Linked DNA regions of Mus musculus: region 2 is linked to region 1. A link is a loop called in an ENCODE intact Hi-C map of the cell type or tissue named here. Cell type or tissue: gastrocnemius. All regions are shown on one strand.

Region 1 (2,500 bases):
GATACTTCTAAGGCTCTCTATCCTGGGATCTAAGCAGCAAATCCCACCATAGCCAGTAACGCAGGCACAGTGAAAGCTTACTGTGGGTTGTAGCTCACAGAGTAGCTGGTTTCAGGGCCAGGATTCCAAACACCTTGAAAGATTGAGAGACAATGGTGAACATGAGGAGATATTTCTAAAAATGAGCCCTGCAGCTGGATATGGACTGGAGATTCAGTTCTGTGCTTCCTATCTGTATAAATCAAAGAATAACAATCTTACTGAGCCCAAATTCCTTCAACTACAAAATACAGGCAGAAATAGAACCTCACTCGTGGGTTTTGTAAAACTGCTTTATTTCTTCCACTAGATGTGGTTAAAAAAATCAAAATAGTATTTTATATACTCAAGCATTTCCCTACTTCCATTAAAACCTCTGGAAAATGTTGGGCTAGACAAATGGCTAAGTGGTTAAGAGCACTGACTGCTCTCCCAGAAGACCAGTACCCACATGGTGGCTCTTAACCATCTGTAACTCCAGTCCAAGGGATCTGACCCTCTCTCTGGCTGCCTTGGGTACCAGGCATGCCAGGATTGCATAGACATCCATGCAGGCAAAACATCTATATACGTAAGATAGAACTTGATAAATTTGGAAAATATAGGGACACAGGTACTCTCTGTGAACTTCGCTGGATCTCAGCTTGATCATACAATCTGTAATGATCTGAATTGATCCACTTTCATTGTCTTCCTAACAAGAATGCTACTAGAAGTCAGGGATGCTTCACTCTGTAAATATTGAGTTAGGTAGAGTGAGTGTCCCCTAGCTTTGCAAATAGAGGCTGGTATACACAAGAGACTCGTTGGAAGACTCGCTGGACACACAAAATGTGTGTGTGTGTGTGTGTGTGTGTGTGTGTGTGTGTGTGTGTGTGTGTGTGTGTGTGTGTGTGTGTGTGTGTGTGTGTGTGTCGGTGTGTGTGCTTGTGTCTCTGTGCATGTATGTAAGCTCTAGGTGTGCTTGCAGGTGGCTGGCGCGAGTCGCAAAGCCTCTGTGTTTGCCCTCATGGTCAGCAGATGGCGCTGCAGGCCTGGCCTACAAAAGACGCTCCAGTCCCGGAACCCGGAAGCGTCGGCCGGAGGGGGCGGGCCTAGGGCGCCTAGAGTCTTGCGAGTTGGGAAGGGTTAGTGTCCCTCACCTCGACTTGCATCCTCTTCCCGCCCCTTCGTCCCGCGCTGGCACGCCAGGACCTTTTCCCTAAGTAGAACTGAGGAATGCCCAGAGTGGGGGACTCGGCGAGCGCCCAAGTGACAGAGAGCCCCCAGGGCATCCTGGGTTTGTAGGGACTATGGGCATGCTCAGGGCAGGGCTGTGCCCGGGCCTCACCGAGGAGACCGTCCAGCTTCTCAGAGGCCGAAAGATAAAAACAGGTGACCTCATGGGCACTACCCCGGGGGTCGGCACCGTGGTCGTGGTACACATACGGGGCCTTTTGCTCTAACAGGATGGCCGCACTCTTCCTCTGACTTTCTGAGGAAGCTGGGTTCGCAGGAGCCGAGGCAGAGGATTTTACTGAGTGCTGGGCCCTTTGCGGGGTCGGTCCTGCATCAGGGCCTGCGTGCTCGAGATAGGTAGTAGAATAAGACCTTAATCCCGTTTGACAACAGAGCAAAAGGCAAATGTGGCAAGGCTAAGCCATTCCTGCTGCCAATCACCTGCACCTGCTCTCTTTCCAGTGGCAGACCTGGCAGCTGCTGACTTGGAGGAAGTAGCCCAGAAGTGTGGCTTGTCCTACAAGGTGAGCTCGCGATCTGCAAGCTCCATTCCAACCCCTCTTCCAGCTGCGCCCCCACGCTGCAGGATCAGAGTTCCTTGGGATAGATGGGGGGGGGGGGGGGCGCTGCTCTGAGGGGGCAATCTGGCGGGCCTGGAGCCTGAGTGTCCGCCCTATTGGCAGGCCCTCGTTGCCCTGAGGAGGGTGTTGCTGGCGCAGTTCTCGGCTTTCCCCTTAAATGGCGCAGATCTCTATGAGGAACTGAAGACTTCCACGGCCATCCTGTCCACCGGCATCGGAAGGTTTGTATGCGAACCTGGACAAGGTGAAAGCAGAGACTGAGGCTTCAGAGGACGGGGCTGGTGAGGGCAGTCCAGAGCGGTAGAGGAACTGCAGGCGTGTGGACTCCTGAGTGTTTTTCCCTAGAGTAAAACTGTAGGGTTTCTTAGCCTCAACACAATTGATGGGGGGGGGGGGGGGGGAGGCAAGTCGTTATTTCCTGAGATAGAGATATCCTGTGCGTTGAGAGTCGTTTAACAGCATCCCTGGTCCTTCTCTACCCACCAGATGCCAAGATGCCCCCAGTTTTAATAATCAAAAAATGACTCAGTATCTCCAACAAGCTAACTTTTCCCAGTGAAGAGCCACTGTCCTATAACATAAGATGTCGTTAATACCCCCATTGTTTAGTAGAGTCCACCATACGTCAAAATAAAGCAAGTAGCAAGTGAGACCCGGGGAAG
Region 2 (2,500 bases), 90 kb after region 1:
CCCCATGACTTCTTCATGCCTAGCTTAAGATTTCTTATTTATAAAACTGTAGGACAGTGGCAGAGTGCTGTGCATAGCATGAATAAGGGTCTAAGTTCGTTATCAGTACCACAGACAACTAATAAAAAAGACAAAGCTAGCACCCGGATCTCAAAGTTCCAGTTAAACTGCTTGTGTCCACAGCAGTTAACTCCTGATCCAGAAGAGACCATGAAGAATCAGAGGATATAAGAAAGTAGGCTGCTTGGCAAAGAGGCCCCTACCCTTCAGGCTGAGCCTCATGTGGTAGAGTGGGCAGGAGAGGACAGCCCAAAGAGGAAGACCAAAGTCCTAGCAGGGAGCTATCAGCCTCCGTTTCCGGATACATGCCCAAATCCACTCTGAGGAGACCAACTGGGCATCAGTGTTCTTTTCCCTGTTACCTAGCACATGTGTGGCTGAGCCCATGTCAAATTCCTGTACCAGGTCCCCGTCGAATGCCACAAAGTAGCGTTTGAGACGTTTGAAGTCTGGTGTAGAAGGTGGCAAGTAGAGCCGCACCCCAGTGAAGACATCCAACAGTACCTGCAAACAGAGTGGTGTATCCGGAGTAAGCCCCAGCCTGGGTACAAGTGGGACTTCACCCTCATTACAGGACAGCTAGGGATGCCTGGAGAAAAGACAGAGGCATCGCTATCCCTTCCTTCAGCCATTCAAACTGACCCTGGTCTGACAAGTTCTTCCTGACTCTAAGAAAAAAGGGAGAAGAGATGGGCTCTAACATCTGAGATCCAGCTAAACTGTTTGGAAAAAGGATGTTTCTCCAAGAGCCACCCAATGCAAAATACCCTGGAAGATCAAGTTTGTTCTGCACAGCTACCTAGTCAGAGGGCCTGGGAGTCTTGCTTATCAGTGTAGATGAGTTCACGGGCTTCAGGAAGGGCAGAGAGATGGGAGTGGTTTCTACTGAGAACTGGGTGCAGGCCCCGGGATATCAACTACGTATGCTTGGGCATGGGTGCAATCTGTTCATCGTGGCCAGAAGCTAGCCAGGGCATCATAGACTAGCTAGTAGGTCCTGATTTCAGGACCTGTTGCCAGACCAGGGACTAACAAAAGGGAAAATAGGCTCCTTACTGGGAGCTGTCTATGCCATGGCAGTCTCCCTTTCCTTGCTGGATAGACCTGCTCCGAGAGACAGACACACAAACATGCTGCACCCCACCGCCAGAGTGGGCTTCGTTCTTTAATGTGAACTGTAACAACACTGGCAGCTGGGTGGGCTTGCAGCCTCTCCTGCTAGGCCGGCTCTATCTCCTGCCTGTCTGCATAGCTTTCCTTCCTCTTTGCCGGCTGGCCCGCCGCCTCTGCAAGGCAACAAGAGGGCACAGGGTGGAGCAGCAGGACTGATCACCTGCCCAGACAGGACGGGAGGGGAGGGGCTCCAGGAGTCTTCACCCCCACCCCCAATCAACACGGTCAGCTTTTCACATTCACACACAGGAGCCTGGATCTCCAGTCCCTGAGCCAAACTGGCCTGTGTCCAGCACCACTATTCTTACCCTCACCTTTTTCAGGCATGGGGTCTCATCAGTAGCTTTCCTCTTCATTCCCACTTTGACTGGAGAAGACTTCACAGCCAGCTTCTCTCCTGGTTTCATGGGGGAATGCTTTGGAATCGGTTTGATGCCTGCAGGAAAGCAGAAGACAGGTATGTATAAGGCACTAGGTCTGATCCCTAGCAGTGCAAACTGGGACATGCTTATAATCCAGCACTAACGAGGTGGAGACAGACAGTTCAGAAGCTCAGAGCCATTCTCAACTACATAGTGAGTTAAAGGCCAGCCTGGTGTAGAAAAACCCTGCCTCCAAACCACACAACCAAGAACAAGAAGGAAGAGGGTAAGGAACAGCCCTGAGAGTTGGGGAGAGCACAGAGATCAAGTACTTCTGTTGTAATGATGAACGAACAGGGAGCAAGGCTATCAGCTGGATCCTTTACCTCTAAGCTGGCCCATTCCCCAGTCAGACAGGCTGTCCCTGGGTCCTCTGTCATCCAGGTTTGCTGAGTAGATAAGGGATTCCGGGTAGACCAGTTTCTGGCCCCCTAGCTAGTCACATGCTAGGAATACACTGCCGTAGGGGACACCCAGTCCCAGGACATCAGAGTTGAAATGTATGCCTATGTCCTACCATCGCTGGCCTCCCCACAGCCCTCCCCATCACCTCAGGCCCCTTTACTTACCACCTCTGCTACTGGGGCTATTGAGCTTCTGTTCGGTGGTCTTGGCACTGGCAGAGGACTTACTGGGGGGGCCCTTGCAGGGCCCAGCAGACCCAGCAGTGCCCTCGTTCTCGCCACTGCTGCCTCCAGTAGTGGGGCTTGCCTCATCTCCAGCCACCACAGCAAAGTCTGCCTTGTCTTTGGACAGCTGGTACAGTTCCTGGGAAGGGGGAGGGGGGAGCTGTCACTCACAGACCTACCTGACCCGTGTTTGGGATGAGTGCTTCCTGGCACATA

What was found. Hi-C counts contacts between places; a loop is a spot of excess contacts. Peaks named below come from ENCODE experiments on the same cell type or tissue, not always from the same donor. Only the 100,000 strongest peaks of a DNase experiment are listed, where the experiment ranks them.
Region 2: a loop joins it to region 1, with 2.6 times the contacts of the local background. A loop is called at or near these places in 27 of 42 quality-filtered maps.

The regions. Positions count from the first base shown.
Region 1 is chr11:82,889,251-82,891,750 of GRCm38, reverse strand. Rad51d (RAD51 paralog D) reads left to right here and starts at 1,127. Exons shown (of 10, transcript NM_011235.4): 1 at 1,127-1,413; 2 at 1,720-1,781; 3 at 1,941-2,059. The coding sequence starts at 1,332. In gastrocnemius, a CTCF peak has its summit at 1,076 (motif pointing right); DNase peaks (open chromatin) are centred at 1,112 and 1,760; H3K4me3 peaks cover 1,480 bases; H3K27ac peaks cover 1,015 bases.
Region 2 is chr11:82,799,345-82,801,844 of GRCm38, reverse strand. Lig3 (ligase III, DNA, ATP-dependent) reads right to left here. Exons shown (of 20, transcript NM_010716.3): 18 at 2,225-2,423; 19 at 1,548-1,669; 20 at 1-564. The coding sequence ends at 331. Among named protein-coding and RNA genes, the nearest start is that of Lig3, 19 kb to the right of the region's middle. In gastrocnemius, no CTCF peak of the experiment used is centred here; a DNase peak (open chromatin) is centred at 1,436.